2 separate regions of the Homo sapiens genome follow, and region 1 is linked to region 2. Evidence: read pairs that join two places in POLR2A ChIA-PET (ENCODE). Cell type or tissue: MCF 10A. All regions are shown on one strand. Each heading gives the region's core, and the rest is flanking DNA. Links, peaks and the distances in the headings are about the cores only. Region 1 holds the start of TRIM10 (tripartite motif containing 10). Region 2 holds the start of POLR1H (RNA polymerase I subunit H).

What was found. Peaks named below come from ENCODE experiments on the same cell type or tissue, not always from the same donor. Only the 100,000 strongest peaks of a DNase experiment are listed, where the experiment ranks them.
Region 1: POLR2A ChIA-PET joins it to region 2 with 17 read pairs; 3 of 35 experiments call an interaction of 5 or more read pairs at or near these places.

What each region holds. Positions count from the first base shown.
Region 1 is chr6:30,149,510-30,165,620 of GRCh38, forward strand. It overlaps TRIM10 (tripartite motif containing 10), which reads right to left and starts at 11,702. Exons shown (of 7, transcript NM_006778.4): 1 at 10,921-11,702; 2 at 9,641-9,736; 3 at 8,890-9,120; 4 at 7,860-7,882; 5 at 7,430-7,545; 6 at 6,218-6,250; 7 at 2,434-4,977. The coding sequence starts at 11,349. The coding sequence ends at 4,460. It overlaps TRIM15 (tripartite motif containing 15), which reads left to right and starts at 14,037. Exons shown (of 7, transcript NM_033229.3): 1 at 14,037-14,556. The coding sequence starts at 14,176. In MCF 10A, for the core only: no CTCF peak of the experiment used is centred there; a DNase peak (open chromatin) is centred at 5,392.
Region 2 is chr6:30,054,755-30,067,647 of GRCh38, forward strand. It overlaps POLR1H (RNA polymerase I subunit H), which reads left to right and starts at 6,511. Exons shown (of 4, transcript NM_170783.4): 1 at 6,511-6,915; 2 at 7,163-7,263; 3 at 7,470-7,579; 4 at 9,919-10,153. The coding sequence starts at 6,771. The coding sequence ends at 9,943. It overlaps PPP1R11 (protein phosphatase 1 regulatory inhibitor subunit 11), which reads left to right and starts at 12,444. Exons shown (of 3, transcript NM_021959.3): 1 at 12,444-12,725. The coding sequence starts at 12,657. It also overlaps the pseudogene POLR1HASP. RefSeq lists enhancers at 5,538-6,404, 6,405-7,270. In MCF 10A, for the core only: no CTCF peak of the experiment used is centred there; a DNase peak (open chromatin) is centred at 6,477.

The sequences.
Region 1 (16,111 bases), core at 4,113-6,612, 94 kb after region 2:
ACTCCCCCCTCTAAAATAAGGGTTATGGTACCTGTGGCCTGGGATTGTTGTCAAAATTAAATACATGCTGAGTGTCTGCTAAAGTGTCTAAAACGTAAACATTCAAATATGTTCATTTTATCTTTTTTTTTTTTTTGGTGTATTCTGGCTTTATTGTTATTTTTTTTTAATTATACTTTAAGTTCTAGGGTACATGTGCACAATGTGCAGGTTTGTTACATATGTATACATGTGCCATGTTGGTGTGCTGCACCCATTAACTTGTCATTTACATTGGGTATTTCTCCTAATGCTATCCCTCCCCCCTCCCCCCACCCCAAAACAGGCCCTGGTGTGTGATGTTCCCCACCCTGTGTCCAAGTGATCTCATTGTTCAATTCCCACCAATGAGTGAGAACATGCGGTGTTTGGTTTTCTGTCCTTGCGATAGTTTGCTGAGAATGATGGTTTCCAGCTTCAACCATGTCCCTAAAAAGGACATGAACTCATCCTTTTTCATTTCATCTTTTTTTAAAAAAACCACTTCCCCTTTTGAAATGAAATATGGAATGATAAAAAAATTTTAAATAAATTCCACTTCACCATCCAGAAGTTTATAATTTAGCTGTGGAACTATGACTAAACAGCTACAGAATAAGAAGAGAGCGTGTAACTGCACTGAATTAGGTATCACAGAGGCTAAGTGCCCTGGGAATTCAGAGGAAAGAAACAGCGAGCCTGGGAAAGTCAGGGTAGGTTTTGTGGGGGAGGTGGGGATTGGACAAGTGGGAGAGGAAGGTGAGAACATTCTAGGTCACAATAACCACATGAATGAAAGCATAGAGGTAGGAAAAAGCCACGGTACCTTTGTAGGAGTGTGAGGAAACCAACCTGGTTAGGCTGGAATGTTCAGGAATGGGGAAGACGAGAAGTCAACAGGCTAAATGGATGACACCAAGACATAGTGAGGTTTCTGAGTCAGGAATGAAGGGAGAAGTGGTGTTTAATGAAAGCCAGTCTGGATCGTTTGCACAAGAAGGACTGGGACAGAGAGTTGGGGGCTGGAAGGAGAGGGGAGGAGAAAGAGCCTAGTGCAGATGTTCAGAAAAAAGGTATAGTTATTTGGCAAGAAGCTGCAGATCTCAGAGAAACATAAGATCCCAAATCTAAGAGCAAGACATTAGCCAAGGAAAGAACACCCCTGAAAGTGACAGCTAGCAATTTCTGCATCCCAGATGGAGTTAATGTCACCAAGAGAACTTGTACTAGGAGTAGGAGGAGACTGACAGCCCCCAGGGTCTCTCCTCAGGAGAGAATTCAGTTATACTGAAGATGCCTTCCAGGCCCCCCTTGGTCCCTTCTGACGTCACCACAGATGATCAGGCCAGGGGTGGGAGTCTGAACAGCAGATAATTGGCCAAACAAGTCTATGAGGTCACCTGTCAAGGAAGACCTTATCAAAGAGGGACAATAGTAATTAACTGAAACCATCAGGTCCTCTCGGAGATTCAGAAGGGATCCATGATGAATGTGTCATTAGTTGGCAAGAAGAGCAGACACAGAGAGAATCAGAGATGCATGTGCAGCCACGATGTATTGGAACAGGTGTCCATGACCCATGCTGCTGAGAGGCCGCAGGAATATCCAGTCTTCACGCTTCTTTGGACTTCGAGCCCACTTCTTACCGGTAGGTCCTGGGCATACAACATACCACTGCATAATGGTCATGAGCACAGACTCGGGAGCCAAACCACAAGACTTCAAATGCTGGCTCTGCGACTTACTATCAGCTGATTTGAGACCAGCTGCTCGGCCTCCACATGTCTCAGTTCTCTTATGTACAAGATGGGCACCTACCTCCTGAGGTTGTTGTGAGGATTAAATGAGTTAATATATACAAATATTTATTATGGTGTTTGGCCAAAATAAGTTCTATGTGTGTGATTGTTATCAGCATTTTTGGAATCTCTAGTTCTTCCTACAGGAACGAGTGGTGACCCCACCAACTCGCTCACGCCTGACATAGCTTCTCACGGGGCCTGGCTCATGGTGGAAAATCGCATTTTCCTTATTTCTGCTTTTATAATAAACTTACCTATCATTTGAACTAACTTGAGTGGGTCTCAGTTCTTTGCAATAGAAAGGGTTGCTACCATGTAAGCTTTGAAAAATGAGGTGTAAACTGTGGATGTTACAAATGTGCAACAGTCCTTCAGAGTCGGAAAGGGTAGCTGGGACTCTGGGGCCTCTAGACTTGAGCACTTCCTGGGGAGGGAACCCAGAGTCCCACTTCCGGCCAGCAGAGCAAGGAGGTTCATTAAGCTGCCTTATCTTGAAGTTACCAGGTTTTAGGATCTATCCACTTCCCCTGTGCTGACTCCATACTCCGAAAGCAAGTAAACTTCAAGTAAAATTACCCTAGGGGAGAAGCAGGTACTGACAGACCAACATGAGTGTTTTCACTTATGAGCAGTTTTATTTCTCAGTGTAAGACATATAAATTGTTCTCACTGACATATAACTATTAAAAGAAAAATAAAATAAAACAATTTAAAAAGAAGAAATATAAATTGTATTTCTGAATCCAAGTCACCTGTGGGGGTGTAGCCAGCATTAAAATAATCGCCAGGACCCATGCAGGCATCTATCTCTGAATGAGGCAGTGCAGCATAGCAGTTAAGAGCTCTTGGGTCAGACATGGATGAACTGGTTGCATGATCTTGGCTCGTTACCAAGATAAAGTGACACAAGGTGTGTAAAGCTCCCGAGCTGCAAGCCAGGATCTTCATACACATACATTTTAGAGGATAATAGTCCTTTCAAAAGACACAGCTAAAGCCAATAAAAATAAACAAAAATAGGATCTACTTTTCTGGAATCACAGGTTTGGGTGCTTTGGATATGTTTTATCATTATATAGGCACTTGTGTGTGTCTGTATTTTTTTGAATATACAACATTTTAATGAGATACTGCACACTCCCAGGGAAAGCAATTCAATCTCTAATCCCTGGCTTCTGATCTCCACCTCTTTTCTACCTGCTGAGGTAAGGATGAACAACAGAACTTCTCAATTGAATTCTAAGCTTGGGCCTAAGCACGCTGTGCCCTCTGCCTTTGAGTTTGCACCCTGGATGGCTCCCCTCCTCCCAGGAGACCCAGTAGGGAGATGACAGAGCATTGTAGTTTACACTGAGCAGAGTAAACAGATGATGTTAAGGAGACTGTCAGTGAAGGGCATGATTATGCAAAATAAAATACAATAGTGACAAGAACAAGAAAATAAAACATGGTCACTCTTCCATCCCATTTCTCAGATGTCACTACAGTAGTCTCAATTACGGTAGTCTCAATTCTTTAGACTAAAGTTCATAGGTCATCCAACTTATGCCCTGGCCTCCTTCTGGAATTCTTTTACCTAGCAGTTTCTGAGCCCACAGCTGAGCTATTTGTGACCCATTTGCTCCCACTATCTCATTTCTTGACCTCAGATGGTAATCAACTGATCAGGAAGACAATTTCCCTAGGGTTGAGTGTGGTCCCTGGGTTATGATTTATGGCTATACCTTATGTCCTCCTGCCCCCAGGCCCTGCACCTTAATCTCACCCAGAAGTGGCAACACCAGGAGGAAGGAGGCAGTGAGTGGCGTCGGCTGGGGATGGCACACATCTGCCCATAATGACAATGGAGACAACCCAGTGCTCCAGAGTCACAGGTCATCCAGCCAGTTCTCTGCTGTTTCCTCTTCTTAAGATGCTTCTTCCCCTCTTTTCCCTATTGACCATAGGCATCCTTTAGACCACCCTTTTCAGAAAGCCATCCCCCACTCACCCTCTCCTTCCAGGCTGGGCTATGCCCCTTCCCCTGAACTCCCATAATGCTGGGGTTGGACTTCCCGTAACACCCACCACACTGTGCTGTAATTTCCTCTTTATGTTTCTCTGTCTTCCCAAGAGCTCTTTCAGATATAGAGCAGGTTTTTTTTTTCTCTATATTTTCAAGTCACCAGTGGCCACCACACTGCTTGGTTCATAGTTAACACAAACTAAATGGTTCTAGAGAATGTGATTACATGAACTCTAACATTATTGGAAGAAAACAAGATGAAAAGAGGTGAGATGCCTTGTTTAAAGTCATACAACTGGTTGACAGGCTGGTTCAAGAACCCAGGTCTTCTGACTTCAAATCCAGTGCCCTTTCTATGCAGCTACTTCTGTGCCAAGCACGGATGGTGGTGAGCAGAACTGGCAGCAGCCTGAGTCCCCAGGTACCCTGGCCATCCACTGGGCATTGGGGAAAGGACTTGATCAGTAGATTGAGAGTCCTCTCTTCTATCCCTTACCACCCGGCCCCATCCCATCTTCTAAAGCAGTCATTTCTATTCCAAGTCATCCAGGTGATTCAGCCAGGGATCAAGTCCACATGGTACTTGGGTTGATATGAGTCCTGTACTTAGAGGAGAGTAGGTAACTGCTCCTTCTCAGGAGCTCAGGGAGAAACTGGACCCTCGGCCCCAGAGCCCAAAGAAGGGAATGACCTTCCTAGTGAAGGAGGCAGTGAAGGTGTAGATGGGCTCTCGGGTGACAGCGTTGGTGAAGGTCACCCAGCCCACCTCATAGTCAAGAGACACCCTCACCTGCCGGGGCTGCTCCTTCAGGGTCAGCCGTGTGGGGAAGGAGCCCAGAGCCGAGACGAAGCCCCAAGCCAGCCTCACAGCCCACACCCCCTCCTCTGGCCGCAGCCGAAGCTCCCCCTTCCGCTGCACATCCTCGCTCACCACGCCCACGGTGCAGCTGCCCCCATGGGCCAGGTCTATACTCACCACCCACGTGTGTCTCCCCCCTGTGATGCCAGTGTGGGCCAGAACACAGGTGGCCCGGTCAAAACGTTGGGGGTTGTCTGGTGAGTTCTGCCATTTGTAGGAGAACTGAGCTCGCTGGTGGTCCTCGGACAAGAGGAGCTTGGGGTGGGAAGTCTGAGGGTCTAGAGAAATGTGAGCTGTGGGGATAACCAAAAGGGACAGATGTCAGCAGACATGCTATTACCTCCAAGGAAGGCATAGAAACTCCCCCTGGGCCCCTCCTGTTAGTGTTATTATTACCAAAAACATGTATAGTGCCTACGTGGGCCAACAGTGTGGAACCACCTGGGAACTTGTTAGATATACGCTCTCAGAATCTGCATCCTAACAAGATGCCCAGGTGATTTGCACACAGGTAAAGCCTGAAAAGCCTGCCTCAGAGGATGTGAAAGCTCTCGTTTAGTTCAGTGTGGTCCTCGGGAAAGCTCTTCTGCTCACCGCAAGTTGGCTGGTTTCCAAAGCTGTGCGTGCCAGCTTGGATCTCCTGGGGCTGATATACCACATTCTCCCCTCCTCCCATCTCTATCCCACAGTGCAGCGACATTTCTCCCTTCAGTCCAAACTTCATGATTCCTCCCTGTTTTCCTCCCAGGGCACTGGTGACTCATTTACAGTCTTCCCTCCTGGCAGGCTCTCTGGCTCACCCCTGGGTTATTCACTCTGCCTCAGTAATTCTGAAACTGTCAGAGTCTGAGGACCACTTTTTACCACCAAAAACTGCTGCAGAGCCTTGCGTTTTGTTACTTTTAGTATTCATAAATTGAGAAGCTTCCATAAATTTAGGTCCATCTGTGGGTTAGAGAACCCCCTCCAACAACTCCGTGACTCCCAGGGTCTTAGGCTGGTTGATTGAGAAATGACAGCCTTGAAGGGGTCCATTCTGTTCATTTTTTTCCCACCCACAGGCCGCCCTCCTTCTGTCATCTGTGAAATGACATCTGAGAGGAAGCAGGGGTTCCTTACGTTCTAAAGAGGTGATTATAAACCCAGATCAAAGTCCCCTTTATCCAGAAAGCATTCCCAGATGGACTTTATCCCATTCTGCATTAATCTTTCTATCTACTCGACATGCGCAGATCAGGATGTGAGCTTCATACCACGAATGTAGTATGTGTATGTGCTTGTCCTTTCTTCATGTTTCTCCTGAGAGCCTTACAAACAATGTGACACACACACACACACAACCTATATATACACACATGTATTATATACACACACATATGTGTATATATAATATATATGATGTGTATATGTATCCATGGGTGTTTGTTATGACTATTGTCATAGTCATAACATAGTCATAGTGCAAATCCTGCAAAATTTTCTCTCCTTTCCGAGGACTTCTCATTCTCTCCCATCCTGACATAGGCTCCTTACCTGGCTCATAGTCCAACTCAAAGCATAGTTTTTCTGTAAAGAAAATAAACCAGGATGAGATTTTATTAGTCTTACAAAACCATCAGACACTTAATGATGAGAAAACTGAGGCCAAGAAGAGGGAAGGGACAAGAAGAAGAATGTAAGCTGGAATCCTCTAGACCAGTGGTTCCAAGCTTGCATCAGAATCATCTGGAGCTCTTGTTAAAACACATCTGTTTCAGATTCAGGTGCTCTGGGGTGGAGCTGAACATCTGTATTTCTAACAATTTCCTGGGCAATGCAGCTGCTGCTGCTGGTGGGAGCCCCACTGCCCTAGCCCTGATCAAACAGGGACCATGACTGCCTTGCTCACCTCTGTACCCGCAGAGCCCAGGACATAGTAAATGCTCAAGAAATATCTGCTTAGTGAATAGAGAAATGGGTTCATTTATTTATTATTCCACTTGGAAATAATTTTGGGGAGAGTCAAAGGTCAGCCTTTGATTAGAGTGAAATTTCCTTCACTGACAGGTCACTGGAAGTATTTGCAGGAAATGGAATTATGGGAAAAGTCCTTCTAGGGTGACATAACTGTGGGTGGGTCATTTCAAAATTGGTGTCATCATTCATTCTGTCATGGTTAGTGAGGAGGTGGTTGGCAGAGAGCCATGTCCCATTCCTGACTCTCATCCAAACCCTCCCCCACACCCTACCACCACTCCCTGTTCCGGAAAAGGAAGTGGAGCACAGTCCCCGTAGGACCGTCTAACTCTGAGCCAGACTAACAGAAAGAAAGTGAGAAGGAAGGAGGGACGAGCCAGATACCACAGGGTCAAGATAAATACTGTTGTTGGCTATTAATTAACAATGTTCATCATCAAAAACTTATCACATATTACAAATGTTGCTGTGGGATTTTTTAACTTATTAAGAATGATATATTGTTAATCATTATCTTTCATATTGCTTAATGACCACTAATCAGATTTGTTGAATTATTTTAAAATCAGTTTAACTTTTTCACCAGAAATATTCACCTTTATTCTCTTTCTTCATTGTCACAATATCCTAATAGGCAGATTTTATAAAAATCTGCAAATAAGGAAATCAAGGCACAGGAAGGAATAAGGCTTGCCAAAGTCACACCTTTCAGCAGTGGAGCGTGGAGGCCACTCCTAAACCCAGGCTTCATGGCCACCTGCGCTCTGTGGAGGCCTGGGGTTCTCTTACCCAGAAACATCTTCATCTCCCTCTGCAGCGGGAGGGCCTGCTGGGGAAAGTCCCGAATCCTCTGGCCCAGCTCTGGCGACACAGCCACCGGTTTCCGGCACTTTCTGGTTTCACATCTAGGGGCACAGAAATGGCTGGGTCTGGGAATTATCATCCTTAATAATGTCTCCAGACTCAGCTGGTCATCTTCTAATAGGGCATGATGGCGCTAGTTCCTGCAGGCAGACGTACTTCCTCTAGGATGAATCCCACTGCCCATTTTTGGGCATCTATGGATATACCTGAGAAGGCATTTGGGTATATAGAGGTTTATATGTAAATTTGTATCCTTAAGTGAGAATGTTATATACCTGTGTGGCAATAACTAGGCATGCAGTACATGTATGTATATTTATATGGAAAAAGAAAAGAGAGAAACTATATTGCTTACCTTATTAGAGTGCTTCTGATGTCCTAGGAGAAAGAGATACCAGAAATTCAGTTTCCAGCTTCTCCTTTCCATTTTTCTTTCCTTTCTTTTTCTACTTTTATTTTATTTATTTTTTATTTGCTTGTTTGTTTGTTTGAGAAAGGGTCTCACTCTGGTGCCCAGGCTGGAATACAGTGGCGTGATCATGGCTCACTGCATACTCAACCTCCTGGGCTCAAGGGATCCTCCTACCTCAGCATCTTGAGTAGCTGGGACTACAGGTGTTTGTCACCATGCCTGGCTAATTTTCTTTTTTTTTTTTTTTTTTTTTTTGTAGAGATGGGGTTTTGTTATGTTGCCCAGGCTCCTCCCACTTTTCTTATGACTGGAAAAGACAAAATATATTTCTAGCCCTGGACAGGAAAAGGATACCAGATGCATAGAGTCACAGAGCATTAGGACTCACCCATCTCTGTGGATCAGAGCCCAAAGCCTTTATTTTTTAGATAAAGATGGTGAAGTGACCTTCCCCTGCTCACTGGAGGCAAAGTAAGTCTCATACCAAGGTCTCCTGTTTCTCAGTCCTAAGAGCATCATTCTAAGTCATGCTGCCTTTCCAATACTTTGTGGGGACCCCAATACCTCTCCTCCAGTGTGAGGAAGTGAAATAGACCAGGACAAACTTCCTGACTGGTGGTTGGTGACATTTAGGTTATAGAGAATGGTTTGCAACTTACTTAATACTTTTTCAAAGTGCTACTTTCACTTCCATCTTACTGTTGGATCCTCACAAAAGCCCTGTGAAATATTTAAGGAAAGTATCTTCCCTATTTGGCAGATGGTGGGACGGAGAGGTGGAGACCAGAGAGCAAAAAGTGACCAGGGAACTCTTGGAAAAGCATGAACTAGAATTGAGACTTTCTGGTCCTCTGACCCACCTCCCATCTGGGATACAGAGATGTGTGAGTCAGGGAGACATGGCTTAGGCAAGACAAAGATGCAAGAGTCACAGGACAGCACAGGTGGGGCAGGGTTCCGGTTCAGGCCTCACCGTCAGGAGCTCCCTTGCTGGCCTCTCATTCTTCTCCTCCAGTTCTTCAATAAGAGCACTAAACCGGCAGATCTCCCCAGCAACCAGCAAATCAAATTCATCCCGTTGCCTCAAGATGTCCCCATCCTGGCTCTCCAATTGTGCTAAGAGGATGCTCTGCTGTTCCTCTAGAAACTTCCTCAGGTGTGCGAACTCAGAAATCACCTGTTGTCTCTTGGTGGACACCTGAGTCTGAGGGGGCAGGAGGCAAGCCCAAGAGAAAGTTTGCTTCCTCCTTCTCCCTCTGCTCCTCTTCCTCCCCTGTCCCCAGGTAGATCTGGAACTGTGTCATGGTTTCCTTTTCACTTGTCATCCCATTTCGAGAAGCAAGACTCACAGTGTTGTCTCAGCACCATCTGCTGCAGCTTCTAAAAGGGGTAGGGCTTACAGGAGGTGTAGGAGGAGGTGGTGGGGACACCCTACCTCCTGTCTTGTATGAAAAGCACATTATGTGCACAGCCCTGAGCTACTTTACAGTCACAATCTCATTTAATGCTTACAGTAATTCAATGAGGTCATGATGATTTTTACTCTCCATTTTACAGATAAGTAAACTGAAGTTGGAGAGTTGCTTGAGGTCATAGAGTTAGTGTCAGAGTCAGGATTTAAACTCATAATAACTTCAAAGCCCTATAATCTATGTTGCCTCAGTTTCAGGAAGACACTGGACCCTGAGGAAGGGGAGGAACCTGGGGAAGGGGTGATGACTTACCAGGAGGACTTGCATCCTTTTATTTTCTCTTGACTGGATTTCTTGAATCTCCTCTCTCTCTTTTCTTAGACATTTAAGACACTTATGGATTTGTTCCTGGGGAGAAGGAACATAAAATACTCAAGATGGAAAATGATTTGTTCAGGTTTGTCTGGTCATCTGACCCTCTGCCTCCAGGAATGAAATGGCCCCAGGAGAGGAGTCCCTTCCTTAGCTGACAATCCCCGAGCCTTCACCACCCTGACAGCTTACTCCCTTTGGGTCTTCTTCCTCTTGATTTGTCTCTAAGACTTTGGATCAGGACTTTCCCCCTTTATCCTGTGCCATTAGAGGCTGTGACTTGGTTTTCCCACTTGAGTCTTTCTTCAGGTTTAACATTCTATTGTGTTTTGCTTCGGGTAAGTGGTATCTGGGGTCTGTACTGAGTTTGATATGCCCCGCACTGAAATCATTCTGAGTTTCCGACTCATCCCAAAGGAACATGTGTAAATAACAACCCTCCCTTGTTACTGAAATCAATTATCTGTGTATGACTCCAGAGGGGAGAAGAAACTTGGGTAATGTAAAAATAATTGATAAATTGTTTTCAAAATTATTTGCTCCAGAATAGAGTTAGGAACAGGTACACACACGATAAATATGTGTGTTCAAAGATATATTAGAATTCTCACTATCAACTGCTAATTAACTAATTAAGACATCCACACACAGACTTGTACTAAAACATAATTCATAAGCACAATGCATAAACAACTAAAACCAGCACACATTCATTTAATGACAGATAAAATGGCATGCCACATACATTTACCCAGCCTGAATATATGTAAACACGAATTTATTCACAAACAGGAGCTCTCAGTTACACTTACACACTCAAATATATACATACTCAGACTCCCATCCAAACACACCAGACACACTTCTAAACATGCAAACATTAACACATATACACACTGTTTGTACAATCATTCCCTCAAATGCAAACTTCAGACACACCTGATCCATGGCACAGACACACACACTCATGTTTGGTCACTCATTCATTCAACAAGTACTTGTTGAACTCCCGTTATCTGTTGGCCACAAGTGAACACAGAACACACTCAAAAAAACATAAAACATAAACACAATTTTCCATGCCTGGGTCTATTGCCTGGGTGATCATGTAAGTAAGGAGAAAGAATTTGGCCTCCGGGTGGCCTAAATAATCCACAACTCTGCTGTTTCTCTTAGTCCAGTCCAGTCCACCCTGGGATCCCCCAGTTCCCCTTTCCTACCCTATAGGGAGCCGCTGCATCCTCCAGGAAGCGCATGGTGTGGGTAGCGTGCTCCCCAGCCTCCCGGCACACCACGCACAACTGCATCTCATCATCCTCACAGAAGAAGTAGATCTTCTCTCCGTGCTCTTGGCAGACATCCTCCTCTCCCAAACCCAGTGTGGACACCAGCTGGAGGCGCTCAATGTTCTCCACCACGTTAGCCAGCTGCCAGTTGGGCCGGAAGCTCCCAGGACGGAAGGGTTCTTTGCAGAGTGGGCAAGTAGGGGACTCCTCCAGGTCTGGGCCTGGTATCTCACAGTAGCGGGTAAGGCAGGCCCGGCAGAAGTTGTGGCCGCAGTCGATAGTGACCGGCTCCCTCAGGGTACCCTGACAGATGGGGCAGTTGACTTCATCTGCCAGGCTGGTCACAGAGGCAGCAGAGGCCATGCTGGTCCTGCTGCTATGGCTTCCTCAAGGCCACTCTCTCTGCTTGGCCACGGGGGAAGGGCTGGGTCACACACTCACACACCCACACATGCACATGGCTGGACACAGGCACATACTAAATATGCACCAGCACCCATATCGTCACACACTTGCATCTCTGGCAGCCAGGGTTCTATTCTCCTGCCAACAGCAGAGATGGGAAATAGCAGAGGAGAGGAAGGAAGAGGGGCTCACAGCATTTCAGAGGTGACCTTAGATGACCATAACCAGGGGCTGGCCATTCCTTTCTGCCCATCCAGAGACACTCACAGTAGAAGGAAAGTGGTGATATGTCAGCTGTCCACTGTCAGAAGAAATATTCTTTTGGGGGCAAGTGGGAGACTGGGTCACAGAGTGGAGATGCCATTCCAGCCTTTCTGCCATATGGCCAGCTGTCTCCAAAGAGATTGGAGGTATCAGCCAGCCCAGGGCTTGCCCATCAGCAAGCAGGAGAGTGTGGGGGCTCAGATAAGGTCCTTGTGCCAGGGTGTACACTGCACCAGCAACTTCAATGGTGATGCCTCAACTGGCCTGCTGCAGGCCTCAAAAGAGGCTGGAATATTCCCTATGATGGGGAGGAGAAAGAAAACTACTAACGGCCAGAATTTATTTACAATGACGGTACAACTTACATTGATACAAGCAATTTGGCCAGAATTTATTTACAATGACGGTACAACTTACATTGATACAAGCAATTTAAAAGTATGATCTTATTTCTGTGTCTGCTCTGCAACATCAGTGCTATTAGGATCTCCATTTCATAAATGAGAAAGCTGAGGCCCAGCCAGGTTATTCAGCTTGCCCTAGGCACACAAGTAAGAAGGTGAGTGACCATAAATAATTTGCTGTCAGATCTGTCTTCCGAGCAATGCTATTCAACATAAACGCAAAGTGAGCCACATATGCAATTTAAAATTTCCTAGTGGCCATATAAAAATAGTCTAAACAGGTGAAAGTAATTTTAATGATGTTATTTTATTTAGTCCTATATTTCCAAAATATTATCATTTCAATATGTGATCCATATAAAAAGTCATTAATAAGATATTTTACATTTTTAAATTTGTGAAAAGCCTTTGAAATCCGGTGTGTTGGCCGGGCGCGGTGGCTCACGCCTGTAATCCCAGCACTTTGGGAGGCCTAGGCGGGCGGATCACGAGGTCAGGAAATCTAGACCATCCTGGTTAACACGGTGAAACCCCGTCTCTACTAAAAATACAAAAAAATTAGCCTGGCGTGCTGGCCGGCGCCTGTAGTCCCAGCTACTCGGGAGGCTGAGGCAGGAGAATGGTGTGAACCCGGGAGGAGGAGCTTGCAGTGAGCCAAGATCGCGCTACTGCACTCCATCCCGGGAGACAGAGCGAGACTCCATTTCAAAAAAAAAAAAAAAGAAAAGAAAAAAGAGAAAAAGAAAAAGAAAAAAAAGAAATCCGGTATGTATTTTACATATACAGCATGCCGCCATTCAGACCGGCCACATTTCAGTGCTCAGTAGACACATGTGGCTGGTGGCTCCTGTATTGGACAAACTAGTTCCTGGGCTGCACTCGTGGCAGGAAGAGCAGAGATTGGATGGGAAGGGGAGGTAATAAAGTGATTAGAGTAAAAAGGGAGCAACCACAAGGGGCTAGGCTGATCACCCAGTGGGAGAATGGGGGAAGGCCTGGTTTTATCCACAGATGTGTGCATGGGTGAAGGACCGTGGCTGCAGATCTTGGTCTTGGCATGAGGTGTGGGAGGAGCGTAGGGCTTTAAGCCAGGAGACTGGGATCGTCCTTAACGTGATACTTTCTAGCTTTGTGACCTTTGGAAAGTCACTTTACATTTGGAAAGTCAGTTTACATTTCTTTCTCTGTAAAATGAAGGTAATAATGTTTGCCTAGAGGGTTATTAAAATTGAATGTAGTAATATAAAAATACTAAACCCTAGATAAATGTGGTTGAAACTGATTATCTGACTAATCGTTTTCTAATGTGTATCAACATAAATCATTTGCATTATGGTTTCTTGCCTTCTCCCCGCTACAGTAAAAATAAATAAATAAATAAATAAATAAATAAATAAATAAATAAATAAAATAGTCCAGTGTTACCCGAACCCCAAAGGGGACTGTTGTGCCAGGTGGTGGGGGATTTGGGACCGTAGGAGGGGCCACCATGGGCAGATGTGGTGAGGGAGGAAAGGAGAGCAGAAGAGGGGACCCGATGAGCAATCCTTACACCCTACCTGCAGTGTCGAAACAGCGTCCCGCCCACACACTTCCGGCAGAATCTCCCGAAGTCCACACCTCTCACTCCAGCCTGGACTTTGATGCTGTGGGCACGCCTCAGAGCCAGAAGTTTATGGCTCCCACCTGCTCAATCTGACAGGAAGCTTCTGCTCCCCAGTTCTCCCCAGCCACTGTGGTCTACAGATTCCAGGAAACCCATCCCCCTGTGACCTCATGGTGTGCTCTGTTCTCCACCCTAGGGACCAGAAGGAGCCAGGAGTAAAGAACTGGCTTACTTGGCCGCCACTGGGAAATTCTGGGTAATTCGAGACGCCCTGGAATTTGGACCCACTCCGCTGATAGGTGGTGGCCAGGGTTCTAGGGAACACAAGAGGCGGAGCCAGGTGGCTTCCCTGTGCTGGCATTCTTGCCTCTCTCTCTCTTTCTCTCTCTCTGTCTCTTAGCCTTGCAGCCGTTTCCCTCTGCGATTCATGTAAGTGTGACTCGATTTCAGGGAAAGGGAACTCGCGTGGGCTGAGGAGACCGGAGTGGACGGGCTGGGGAAGGCACCGTGATGCCCGCAACCCCGTCCCTGAAGGTGGTCCATGAGCTGCCTGCCTGTACCCTCTGTGCGGGGCCGCTGGAGGATGCGGTGACCATTCCCTGTGGACACACCTTCTGCCGGCTCTGCCTCCCCGCGCTCTCCCAGATGGGGGCCCAATCCTCGGGCAAGATCCTGCTCTGCCCGCTCTGCCAAGAGGAGGAGCAGGCAGAGACTCCCATGGCCCCTGTGCCCCTGGGCCCGCTGGGAGAAACTTACTGCGAGGAGCACGGCGAGAAGATCTACTTCTTCTGCGAGAACGATGCCGAGTTCCTCTGTGTGTTCTGCAGGGAGGGTCCCACGCACCAGGCGCACACCGTGGGGTTCCTGGACGAGGCCATTCAGCCCTACCGGGTAAGAAGTGTAGCTTTACCTAGGGCCTGTTTGGGGCAGGATGATGTCCTGTTATGAGGGGAGGAAATCGGGCGGGGATCTGGATGAAAGGCTTCCACATCAGGGAACCCTAAGGTTACAGGGACTTTCGAGGCATTCCCAGACTGAAGGCAGATAGGGCTCCACTTGGATGTGTGGTAGTTCCTGGTCTGGGGGGAACTTCAGCTCCAGCTCTCAGAGGACCCCACAGAGGTGGAGTGCAAAGAACTGTAGCCTTGGCTTCACTCACTATGGAAAGAAAGCTCCAATGCCGAGTGGGATCTTCTGCAGATTATGGGCAGGGTAAACTTGTTCTCCCAGGATCCAGACTGGAAATGGGGTTTATAGGGCCCTGACTGCCAGGGCGCAGAGGGGAGGGAGGAGCTGGGAAGGGGAACCTGCTAGCACTGCTCTTCTTCTTGAGAAAGGGAGGGTGGCAGTAGTCCAGAATTGTGAGAATTCCCCATCTGGCCTTGGGGCACTTTCCTGTCAGCCTCTCAGATCTCTCTCTTGTCATCCAGTCACCAGGTCTGGAAGTGGTTACCTTAGAAACATCTCCCAAATCTTTAATTCTGCCTTATCCTCACAGCCAGGTTCTCCCTATCTCTTGCGCAGACTTTGCAGTCTCCATGGCATTTCCTGTCTCCATTCTCACCCTTTCCAGTCACCTTCCAATCTGCTGGGAGACAGATCCTCCTAAAACACAAAGTCACTCATCTGCACAAAATCCTCCCATGTATACCTAGTGCCCAAAGAAAGTCCAAGGTCTTTAGCAAGACATTCAAGGCCCTTTGCAGTCGGGATCCTTCCTCCCTGTCCGGCCTCATCGCTCAGCCTCCCTCCTCAAGGCACCACGTGTCTGGCCAGACTGAGCTGCACTTGCTGTTTTTTCCTGAGTTGTCTTATTCATTCCTGCTTCCAATACTTTTTGCACATAGTCTCTTCCTCCTAGAATACTCTTCTCCCTTCCTCCCACCTCTCTCTCTGTTTTTAAGTATACAATTCAGGGGCACTAAGTCCTTTTCTTTTTTTTTTTATTATACATGTTCTGGGATACATATGCAGAACGTGCAGGTTTGTTACATAGGTATATACGTGCCATGGTGGTTTGCTGCACCCATCAATCCATCATCTACATTAGGTATTTCTCCTAATGCTATCCCTCCCCTAGTCCCCCAAGCCCTGACAGGCCCCGATGTGTGATGTTCCCCTCCCTGTGTCCATGTGTTCTCATTGTTCACCTCCCACTTATGAGTAAGAACATGTGGTGTTTGGTTTTCTGTTCCTGTGTTAGTTTGCTGAGAATGATGGTTTCCAGCTTCATCCATATCCCTGCAAAGGACATGAACACATCTTTTTTATGCCTGCATAGTATTCCATGGCATATATGTGCCATATTTTCTTTATCCAGTCTATCATTGATGGACATTTGGGTTGGTTCCAAGTCTTTGCTATTGTGAACAGTGCTGCAATAAACATATGTGTGCATGTGTCTTTACAGTAGGATAATTTATAATCCTCTGGGTATATACCCAGT
Region 2 (12,893 bases), core at 4,951-7,450:
GAGGCTCCTGGGATGTAGTAATGTTCCATTTCTCAGTCTGAGCAACGGGCACCTGGACATTTATTATTGTTCTTCTAAATATACATTTTCATTTGTGTATTGTATATTCTATTTCACATTAAAAAGAAAAAAGACCAAAAAAAAAACATTAAGTGTGACTCAAGATTTAAGCAGACACAGTGCAAAGAAATGAAAAGGTGGATATAATTTGAGGTAGATGATGGATGCAGGTTTGGACAAACTGAGTTCCTGAAACATAGACTTTTATTCTTAGCCGTATTAGGTGTGAAATTGCCCTGAGAGCACCAGTTGCTTTTATGCTAGATTTGGAGGGGAAAGAGGGCAGTTGAACTCAGCAATTTATGTGTCCAGCACTGAAAACCTTCATGGTAAACAATTACTAATAGGTTATATGTTAGGTTACTTTTCAGTCCCACTCAGCTCAAAGGGCTTGTCATTACCCTACTGATTTGCACTTCTAAGTCTTCTGCCTGTTGCATTCTGATGATCCATTTCTATGCAAAACATAGAATCTAAAGCTGAGACATAGCAATAGAGGACCAGAGAACAGACACAGCAACGAAGTTTCCATGAGGCAAATCAGGAGGGTAGGAATGAGATTTTGATGTGCATCCTGGCCAAATTCCAGAACTAGCAAAGAGAGGTCAGTTCCTAATTCCAATCAAAGCAAATTCAGTCATCTTATTTTCACACAGAAGTGGTCTACATTGATTTTTAAATCTCTTTAAGGGATTAGGGAGCCTCTGAAATGCAAAGGAAACTAAACTGATAGTAATGTAAAATGAACAGTGACCTATCATACCAGCAAACACTGTCAAAAACAGAAAGCTAATGGTGGGACTGGAATCTAGAACACAGAAGTTATGTTTATCCAGTGCTACACTGTGCAACAGGGTAGTCACTTGCCACATGTGGCAATTTAAATTTAAATGAAATTCAATTAAACATTCCATTCCACAGCTGCACCAGCCACATTTTAAATGCCTCAACAGCCACGTGTAGCAAGGGCTACTGTACTGAGGAGCACAGACACAGAACATTTGTATCAGTGGCTGACCTAGCAGTATCCAGGGTAAAGGGTGTTCTGCTAGTAAAGCAAGGTGGGCATCAGAATTATCACAACTTAAGCATAATATTCCTGAGGGCATCTATTTCCATTTATTTGCTTCTCTGCTTACCAACTCTGAACCCCTGCTTTCCCAACTTTCTGGTATCTGGGAAGAAAATAAACTGACTAGAAAACACAAATTTCATTCTGCTTGACAACTGTAATTCTCACTAAATTTATAAATTTGCTTTCTGATTTATCAATGAGCGCCAAAAACATGAGTTTGAGAAAGGCTGAGTTTGATTATCCCTGAGTGGATCCAAGCATTAGGAAGGTCTTGCTTAAGTGGGTGATAGGAAGTGACAAAAAAAGCTGGAAGAAACATGACAGACTATAATACTCCCTTCCCTAACCTTCCTCCTTTTCACCCTGCTCACCTGGGCCAGGTTAGAATCCGTCCTTTGTAAAGCACCCTGTACCTTTCTATTGTAACCTTTATTTACTACATTATCTGTTTATAGAGTGATCTATGCCATTAGTTGAAAATTATTCAAGGGCAGAGACTTCTCTTTATTCACCTTCAGTAACTAACATAATGCCTAGCATGTAGGAGGCTCTCAAAATTAAGTTTCTCATTCAAATAAATTGTACAGAGCAAGTTACACTTTTAGGGGCTGGCTAGTAGTTATCTGATGAAGGTATGATATTAAAGACCATATACTAAACTATAGCAATCTCATCAAAATAACCTTGGAGGGCTGGGAACAGGGAGAATAAGAGAAGAAGATTAGAACAATTCTTTATTCACCACCATTGCCCAACCCCGGTCTTTCCAAGTGGGGAAACTAACATTTATGAAACAACTAATACATACCTACACTTCACAAAAAAAACAGTCCTTCCATAAATGCCATCAAATATTATTGCCATTTTAAAGATGAGGACACTGAACACTAGAAAGGATATGCAACTTGAACAAATGCAAGTCAACTAAAAAAGTTAAGCTAATTTTCAAGTGCAGAACTATCTATCTGTATCTGATACAAATGGGAATATTCACTGAACCCTGGAGAGAACGAGCATTTGAAAAAAAAAAGGGTTCACTTAAGAGATATGATTTTATCATAACAGCATTGAAACTTTAATCTCTTATTTTTCCTATTTGACTTCTTAAAAAGGGTGGCATTGCCAAGAATTTTCTTTGATATGGTTTCACAATTGTATTCACCTTCTCTCCATTCTGAGACTTATCCATAAGAATACTCACTTTAATCCGACTTCTACTGCATGGTTGGAAAAGAAGATACGCAATAACTCTTTCAAACTCCTTTATCTCTTTTACTCTCTCATGCTTCTCATATGTAAGTAGCTGGCTCTGGCTTCTTCTCAAGATTCTCTCCTTGAGTCTTTGTTCTGCAAGTTCTCTCCCTCGAATCATGCGTTCCTGGTGATCCTTAGTCTGCATCTGTTCCCTCTCATTTACCTGCTTTCTTCTCTGTGCGTTCTGGATGCCATGCCCTTCTGGCATAATTTTTGGTAATTTTGTTTCATTGGGGGGTTGTAGTACTTGTCTAAATGGTTTGTTCTTAAATTCTCCAGCCTTTCCTGTTTGATGTATGTGCCTTTCTATGTGTTTCATCTCTCTCTCAGGTACCAAACAGTACTGTTTTAGTCCTTCTACGCTCTGGGTTGTTTTCTCCTCCATTTTTTTCTAGATTTCATTGCCTGTCTCTTCTTTCATCATTTCCACTATTATTTTATTATAATAAGACTCTGCTTTGGCAAGCCAGTAGTCAAGAGAAACAGCTTGCTCCCTACAGAGTATTTCACACTCCTCCTGATATTTCTGCATTATCAACTGTCTTGCTGCTGTTGTATGCACACCACCTAGATTCTGTCAAAGTGAAGTCAGAAATTTATAATGTGATCATCTTTTTCCTTTGAACACATTTAAACAGGAGCCAAGCCCACCCTCCCTAATGACACCAGGAAAAGCTACATGCTCTTTACTTTAGCTTAGTTGTTATTTTATTCCCATCACTCCCAGGTGAGCCTGGGAGCTCTGAAAGTATTAAGTACTCACCACCACAAATCAGTAACTAGGTTTAAAAATGTATGGTGTTGGAAGTTTCCAAAAATGATACTTTGTTTTGCAACTGTGGATATAGCTGGGTAACATTTGCCAGTGTAGACATACTACCTGAATGTGTCACTTGGGCAGAAGGATTTTAAACCTAAGATTCCTTCTCTGTGTAGTTCCAAACTGTATGATGTGAAGATAATTTACTTACCAAGATCTTTTTTTCCAGTGGAGACTGCTGACCTGCAGCAATCCTAGGATCTTTAGATGATGTACCCCAGGCCAATCTGGAAGATAAAAAAGGCAAGGTAGATTCAAATGTAGGAGGTGTCAGAACAAATCTGCTAATAGGGAGGACTACAGCAGGGCCATTTCCCCCATGGGAAACCACTGCATTCCTATGGTAGAAAATAATGAATGCTCTTTTAATAAGAGGATCTTTCCTTTCATATGAACAAGCATACTTTTCCTGTGGACTCAGCGTGAACCACTGTGAATCTCGTATTGGGGATTGTGAGTGGGAAGAGACATGCTCCTTGGTGAGGTGTTGTCCAAGTACATCTATGTCAGTCTGCTCAGTCCTCAAGCCTCCTTTGTGTTCTGAGACGATTGTAGGTTCTAGTTTTCTAGACGATTCTAGGTTTCTAGTTTTCTCTTCCTGCAGTTTCTTGATCCGGGCCCTCTCTGACTCTATCAGCACATACAGCATTTCTGCCCTCTAATCTTTTGTTCTGAAATTCTGTTATTTGACTGCTCAGCCCTCTGCTTGCCTGACTAACAATGCCAATCATCCTTCACTCTAAATCCATTATGAGACTATTCCCTGTTGAACCCCTCAGGATGGCAATTTGTGGTTACTCTGGGTTTATTTATAGAGGAGGCTGATGGCAACACAAATGAAAACTATCATCTTTTATGTGTCATCCCTGGTCTAGCCTGAGTTTACTGTGATGTCGTATTTAAGCCACTGAGGATGCCTGGCATTTCCTCTGTATGTCTTTTATACCATTTAGAGTTCAAAGGATGGTCTTTACAGTCTGACAGAGCTAGATCTGAAATCTAATTCTACCACTTCCTAGGTGTGTGACTCAGGGCAAGTAACTTCTGTCAGCTTTCTCATCTATAAAATGGAGATGTAAGACAAAAATCTGCCTCTCAGGGTTATAAAGAACAAATATGAATTAGATGTAAAGAGCTTGGTAAGTTCTCAATAAATTCTATCTATCTGTCCTTCACAGGTCAAGCTCCTGATTATAAAGTCTTTCCAGTCTACTCTGTCAGTGATCTTCCCTTCCTCTAAATACTTGACATATTTTAATTCTACAACTCATTTGAAAATTAATCGTGGTTTACACTGTGATATCTGTATTCACATATCACTTTTAACATTTTGATGCTGAAATTTAGGCTCATAAGGAATGAAAACTGTAATTTATATCTACAAATATGATGCCTCTATATTGTTGGAAAGGATCTGATATCAAATATTTGGTCTCACTGACCTCTTAGGAACATTCTTATTTGTCTACGTAAGCTTATTTTGAGATTGTAAACGTATGATCATCTTACTTTTACTTCTCTGTACATGGCTTCTAGCACAATACTTAACATTAGAGTCTGTGATCCCAAGTTCTCAAAATTAATGATTTGCTGATTGCTGATGATCCTTGACACATAATATCTGAGCATCTTTTTTAAATATCTGCCATAACATTGTATCTATTTTTATTAAGCCATTTCCCAGTCTTCCTTGAAGTTTACAGATATGTTTCCTTTATATGCATGTTCTGGGCTCTCACATTTTGTACCTACTAGCACAGTTTTATTATATTCTAATTATTCATTCATGTTCCTTGAGGTCAGAGAACACAGATTTCAACTTTGCAGGCTCAGCCTCAGCTCAAAACCTGGCATAGTTGCTCAATAAATCTTTACTGATTAGACTGTGAGCTTTTGTTGGGAAAAGGATATGCCTTTTAATGCTTTGTTCCTTTACTGCAATTCACAGGGGATGTTGGCTGTTTTTCAAATTAAAAACAGAAAACTGAGGAGGGTAGAATTTCAAGTTCCATTTTCAAAGGAGACACACAGATAAGTGAGAATAAAAACTGTCTACGACAATCAGCTCAACAACACGTCTCCCTTTGTAAGACAGAATAACAAGCAATTTCACAGTTAAATGATAGGGCTTGTCACTCTTCAGCAGTTTGCTGAGTTTTAACCCTTTCACTATGGCGTTCTCTCCATTATTACAGAGAAAGGCAGATGGGAGCCTCTCCCAGCGAAAAGACTACAGCTTGTGTCCTTCATAGGAGAAAACAGTGATGGCTCCAGAACTTTTATATGAATGAACTTAGCACAGCTATCAGAGTGGATGGTGGTGGGAGGGCTAGCAGGAAACTAGTAAACAACTACAAGCTGCCCCTTCAGGGAAAGTTTCTACTTGGAATATAAGTTACAGATTAATGAAAATAGAAAGATTTCCCAAAGATACTTATTCTCATGTTTTATAAAAGATCAGGGAAATGTCAGCTGTCCACTTAACGGATGACATAATGAATTAAGAGTTCGATAGGCGGCAGGCACAACTAAAAGCCAAACTCGACCTAAGTCTTATGAAATCCTACTTAATGAGCTTTCTTGACTACTGCTAGCCTCACTTATCTGGCAGGAGTCGAAGGAGAGGAAGCCCCAAGCTCCTCTGTTCCACCACCTCCAAAGTCCTGAACCCCTTCTCAAGTGTACCACTTCATCCCTGCTTCCTTTCGTCCCGTGGGACTAAGCATTCCTCGGGCCTTCACTCTCACCACTTGCTGTCCCTCAAAAAGCCGACTCACCCCTTTCCAAGCGCAGTGAACCGTCCGCAAAGCACGAGGCCGGTTGCGAGCTGCAGAAAGCCCACGCTCGCCAGCGGGACCCAAGGAACGCTAGAACTATACGTCCCAGAACACTTAGCTTTGTTTTTAACTACGGTGCAGCCGCAAAAGGGAAATACCGGCTCAGGACCCAGGGGAGTTGTAGTTCTCTAATCCAAAGAAATCATTATTTGGCAACGTACGGTTTTCAGGGGGATATACCCCGCGACTGCGTTCCTGTAGGATGTGAGACAAAGAGAATAAATATCCCAGGATTGGGTGCTGGTGGGAAAATTTGCTGGAAGCGCAGCATTGGTTACCAATTTTGTGCTCAACCTCTCAGTACCAGGGTGAAAGTGGAGACGCAATCTCCCTTGGAAGACGTTAGTCTCCATCTCTAACGCTCCCGAGACACGGTTCGCAATTAATTATGACGTCACAGCCAATCGTCAACGCGAAAGCCTGACGCTCTAGCCGGCTCTATCTCGCTGCCCCGCCGCGGGCGCAGAGCTGGCGCTCTAGCCCACGGAGTTGGTTAACTCCTCTCACCGGCCCCTGGAAAGGGTTCCAAGTCCTTTAGTACCCGACGCTGTCTGGGAATTCCGGGCGTTTCGGCTCCTTGGTCGCAGAGGCAGGAGGCGTGCGTGGCAGGAGGGTTCGGGTTATATACTCCTAGGTCCTGGGACAGAATAGTTACGACCTCTGGGACAGGAACTCTTCTCTCTTTTGTTAATAAACTTCCAACTCCCTCCTCAGACCCGACCGCATGTCTGTCATGGACCTCGCCAATACTTGCTCCAGCTTTCAGTCGGACCTGGATTTCTGTTCAGATTGCGGCTCGGTCCTGCCTCTGCCCGGGGCTCAGGATACGGTCACCTGTATTCGCTGTGGCTTCAACATCAACGTTCGGGGTGAGAGGCTTGTACGCAGGGGTCCTGGCGGAGGGCGCAGGGTCGGAAGCTTGGGGAACTCAAGATCGGTTGGGTTGAGGAGGGGATCCTAGAGCAGGACATCAGGCGGTTGTACATTTGGTCTAGCGATGAAAACTGAGGGAAAGGATGTAGGGCCTCCTGGCCTAACCAGCCAGGGGAAAGGGGAGGTTTCCGGTGTCAGCTCTCTCTGGTTGTCTCCATAACCAGTTCTTACTTGCCTGTGCAGACTTTGAGGGGAAGGTTGTGAAGACTTCGGTTGTGTTCCACCAACTGGGGACAGCCATGCCTATGTCGGTGGAGGAAGGGCCTGAGTGCCAGGGACCTGTGGTAAGCTAATGAGATCAAGAACTGGCTCCATAAGGTGGGTAGGAAAGAAATGGAGGAGTGATTGCAAAGCTCTGGAGAGTTTTGTGCCCAATTCCAAGAGGGAAAAGAGATGTAAACCATCGACGTTTGAGAGGCGTGATCGCCTGATTCCTGTGGGAAGTAAGGGGATATGACCAGGCCTCCCTAACCCACCAGTTTCTTCCCAGGTTGACAGGCGCTGCCCTCGATGTGGTCATGAAGGAATGGCATACCACACCAGACAGATGCGTTCAGCCGATGAAGGGCAAACTGTCTTCTACACCTGTACCAACTGCAAGTGAGTATTCTTTCCCCTCCCTCTGCTCAGTCTGTTTGCTAACTAAACAAATCCAGTGATTTATTTTTTTGTACGAAATGGCCGTTTCCCTTGGTCCCATCCCTTATTTCTGTGCAGTTCTGGTAATAGGGAGATTTGTAGTTGTTTTTTATTTTTTTAAGTTACACTTTTTTAAACCTTTTTATAACCAGTGAAATAAACCTTTTAGGATTTTTTTTTTTTTTTTTTTTTTTTTTTGACAGGGTGTCGCTCTGTCACCTAGCCTGGAGTGCAGCGAGGCAATCTTGGCTCACTGCAACCTCCGCCTCCTGGGCTCAGGTAATCCTCCCACCTCAGCCTCCAAAGTAGCTGGGACCACAGACACATGCCACCACGCCTGGCTTTTTTTTTTTTTTTTTTTTTTTTTTTTTGTATTTTTAGTAGAGATGGGGTTTCTCTATGTTTCCCAGGCTGGTCTTGAACTTCTGAGCTCAAGTGATCCACCCACCTCAGCATCCCAAAGTGCTGGGATTACAGGCATGAGCCACCCCGCCTGACCTACTTTTAGGATATTTAAAAGGAAATGAAGAAAAAAAAAACAACATAAGAAGCAGGTATTGTTTAGTGGTCAGCATCTTATACTGCAGTCTTCAACCGCAGTCAAGGTAGCTTTCTTTGGAGAGAATTAGTCACACATGACTTAGAGAACATGGGCTTTCTGAATGCTTTTAAGACCTCATTTTTGTCTTTGGTGTTCTGCAGTCACTATAGTATATCAAAATACGATTTTCTTTTATTCTGTTTGGGATTTGTTGGACTTTCTGAAACTGAGAGTGGACTTTTTTTTCATCAACCTTGGAAAATTATCAGCCATCATCTCTTTTAATATTCTCTTTCCCCCATGTTCTCAGTCCTCACATTCTGGACCTCGAATTAGTTACTAGAAAGAGGTTTCTCTCTTCTGTCCTCCATTTCTCTCACCTTCTTTTCATATTTTCAATTGCTGTTCTCTTTATGCCACCTTCTGAGTAATTTCTTCAGGTCCCTCTTCCATGTCACTAATTCTGTCTTCAGTTTATTTCAAGTATTATTATTTTTTACTATTGTTATTATTTTGAGTTCTATTTAATTACTTTTCAAATCTCCTTAATTTTTAAATAATTATCAGTTCTTTAATCATATTTTAAATTGTTCCTTTTATTATTCTTTAAATATATATTTAAAATATTAAATATGGTTATTATATTCTATGTCTTATAATTCTGATATCTGCGGATTTTGTGTGTCTGATGCTGCTGTCTTTTGTTTCTGCTGTCTCTCTCATAGTGCTTTTTTTCTTTGTTTTGTGATTTTTGACTATAAATTCGAGTTTTTTAGAACTTGAACTGTAGGAATTCTTTGAGGCCTTGGGCGAGTGCTGTATTCTCAGCATTTGTGTTTCTTTTCTAGGTGCCTTGAAGCACTATCAAGCTGGAATTACTTTAAATAAATTCTTGGCTTCATGTTTTTTGGAGCAGACAGATAGTATGAATTTGAGCTGCAAATCCATGTAAGGGCTAGCTTACAGTTAGAAATTCTCAGGAGAGAGTTTTCTCTCTTTCTACCTACTGAGACAGTCAAATTCCCCTTCTATAGAGTTGAATTTTTTCTTTTCTTGTTCACTTTTACAAGAAAGGGCAGCCTTTTGCAGTTCCCAAATTTATGCACGGGATCTCCTATCAGACCTTATACATTTTGTCCCTCATTTCCTATGCTTCCAGTGACTGTCAAAACAGTATAAAGGGCACCATAGTGTCACTGTCACGTTTCATAGGGACATTAGTTTTAACTTCCCTGTCTGGATTTCTGGTTTTACAGAACTTTTAACCAGTGTGCAGATTGCCTTTACTTTCTTGCCATCTCATCAAAGGATTAAAAATATTCATAGTCAGATATATCTTTTAAAAGTATTTTTTTCCTATCACTGGTTGTCATTTTACCAAAAAAAAAAAAATTTTTTTTAAATAAAAAGAAGATTTTTTTTCCCAGCGTGTGGCTTGCCTATTTTCTTAACCCTCTTTAAATGAGCAGAAGTTTTAAGTTTTTATAAGGTTCAGCTTATCCTTTTTTTTTTCTTTTACAGCTAGTGCTTTCTGTGTCCTAAGAAATCTTTGCTTTGAGGTTATAACTCATTGGATATATTTTTAATCCCAGAATTTTTAGTTGTCTTGGAATTAGAATTGGAAGTTTGTTTAGGGGAGCCAGTCCTCAATGATGTCATAAATAAAAGTCCTTCCTTGATTATTTGATTGCATATCTTATCTTATACTACTAGAAACTCATCTTTTGGTGAATATAACAAGTCCTTTCTTTCCTCATAGGTTCCAGGAGAAGGAAGACTCTTGACCTTTTTCCTGGGCAACTCTACAGTCCCTCCCTCCTTTCGGAAGGTGAAGGATACTGGGTTTTTAGATGCCTTGTCCATCCTGTCTGGTTGCAATGTTTTGCTCCCAGAAGAGAATCAGATCATCATGTGGGGATTACCATTGTTCCTGGAGTACTCCTACCCTTAGTTGAATTTCCTTATTAAAGTTATATTTTTCTATAAGACCCTGACATATGTATGTTACTTATAATCTGTCTTATTCCAAAAGGAATTTAAATGAGTTTCCAGAGATATATTTATATGAAAAAGAAAAGGGGGAAAAATTAGGACAAAAAAGTAGAGTCAGGAATGAGGCTAATATAAACAAAAAGCAATTGTAAGTATTGCCATACTATTTAAATCTATTTGGTTCCTGAGTTTAGGTTAAGAAAAACTAGGAATTTGGATAGTGAGACATTTAACAGAAATTTTAACCAGATCTCTTTAGCATATAAATTTGGACAACAAAAAATCTGATACTAAGTAATGCCACTAAGTGATCACTATAGGTGAGTATTTTATTAGTATTGAGATAAATACAATACACAGTTGACCCTTGAACAACACAGGTTTGAACTGCTTGAGTCTACATATATGTGGATTTTCTTCTACTTCTGAGACCCATAAGATAGCAGCACATTTAAGCCCTCCTTTTCCTCCTCCTGAGCCTACTCAACATGAAAATGTGATCCACTTCTACTTAATGAATAGTAAATATATTTTCTTTTCCTTATGATTTTCTTAATAATGTTTTCTCTAGCTTACTTGATTGTAAGATTATATGTATTATAAGTATATAATACATATACAAAATATGTGTTAATCAACGGTTTATGTTATTGGTAAGGCATCTGGTCAACAGTAAAGTTTTGGGGGAGTCAAAAGTTATATATGGATTTTTGGCTGTTCAGAGGGTCAGCACCCCTTACCCCCATGTTGTTCAAGGATGAATTGTATATCTATTATAATAGATTCTTACATAGAAAGAAAGAAAAAAGTAAAGTCACAAGGAATCCTACTCCACAGAGATAACCAAATTATACTGTATATCTGTGCTTGTGTATATGTATGTGGCTCTGTATATGTGTGTTGCTATATATGTGTTTGGTTTTTTTAATGGACTAGACATGCTGAACTATATCTTGCTTTTTTCTGTTTGAACTAAAAACTTTCAAGGGGAACAAATGCATACTCAGGTCCCGCATTCCTTGGCTCAAATAGTGATCAAGGGGTTACTGTAATAATTATCATATAATTGTGTGGCCCTTTATATATATTCAGAGCTCTCAAACATAGCTATCTTGTTTGACCCCCACAGCAACCTGGAGAATGGGCAGGGCAGTCTTCCCCACTGTACGTTTGAACTGTTCTGGCAGTTGACTTTCCTGACCCACTCCTGAAATCTGAAACAAACCTGTTCATGTTTCTACCCTACTTTAAGCCTTTCTCTGGCCCATAACAGTGATTGGATTAAGCTTAATTTCTTAGCAAAGCATACAGGTTCTTCCATATAACCACTGCCTACCTGTCAAGCTTCATCTGGCACTCCCTCAGATCCAAGCGGTACAAAACTCCATTTCCTGTAGTGCACACATCTACAACTTTTTAAGCTGCTCTTCTAAAAAAACCTACTTGTCGGCCTTCCTGGTTCTTGTTTTACCACTTTCTTTTGCTCTCTAAGAAACGTGCATATATTTTTATAAAATAGCCTATACTGTAATTTACGACCATTTCTCTGCTTCATCCTACTCATCACCCCAGAGAGAACGAATATGTTGGCAGTATGTAACTACATTCAGATTTACAAATCAGACATGGCATTTGTTAATGCCCCAGTGTTTCATATTTTTGTTAGTTTTCAGCATGCCTGTCTTTCCTACTAGAGCTAAAAGGCAGGGTCTGAGCGTCTTACGCGCCTCCATCTTCAAGGCGTAGCACAGTGACTGAAAAAAACTGACGTTGAACGTGCACTAAACTGAACTGCTCAAACACCTACAGGCACAGGGCGAGGGGTAGAACCACATCGCTTGACTCTTAAGTGTGTTTCCAACTGCTCCCACTTCCCGTTTTCTTTAGAGAAACCCAGACCAAACAAGGAAAGGGAAATAGGCCACGGTAGGGTCATTACTATTGCTCCTTAAGCTTCCTCGCCGGTCCACCTACCCAGACAAGGCAAACGGAAATCTGCAGCAGGACTCAGCTTGGTGCACACAACTCCGCCCTCGCCACACCCACTCTGCAGCGTCTGGCCCGGCAATACCCATCTGGGCGCCCCTCCTGCTTCCTCTAGGCTGTGAGTACGCGTGCTGCCCCAGACTCTCCCTCCTCCACCCACACCCGCAGTGACACCCCTTCCGCCAAATTTGTTTCTCTTTCTTTCAGCGCCTGCGCGCTGTCACGTTACGGCGGAACTAATCCAGCGACGCCTGCGCTTTGACGCATTTGGTGCCGTGGAAGGGAAAAAGGGGGACTGCAGTATGCGTCACACCCGGAAGCGGCGAGCCGGAAGTGGGGTTAGCCAGGTTATCCCCAGGGGTGGAGAAGCGGAGGCCCAGGAGGAGGGGGAATAAAGAAGGTGGAGGATCCTGGCTACCACTCTGAATCCGATACCGCTTCTCTTAGACCTCAGCGACAGAAAAAGGGAAGGGTGTCTCATCCCCCTTCCTCCTCTCCTCCCTGTCCTGAGCCTTAGCCATGGCCGAGGCAGGGGCTGGGCTGAGCGAGACCGTCACTGAGACAACGGTTACCGTGACAACCGAGCCCGTGAGAAAGGCGGGGGGGCGGTGCTGTTTAGGGGTCTGGGAGATACTGGGAGGGAGGGGACAGGGATTAGAAGAGTTGTTGGAGGAGCTAGGCCTAGGGATATGGGAGGTGTGGGGTTGAATATCTAGGGCTGGGAGAATCGGAAGGTATTGGAGCTATTTGGAGTGG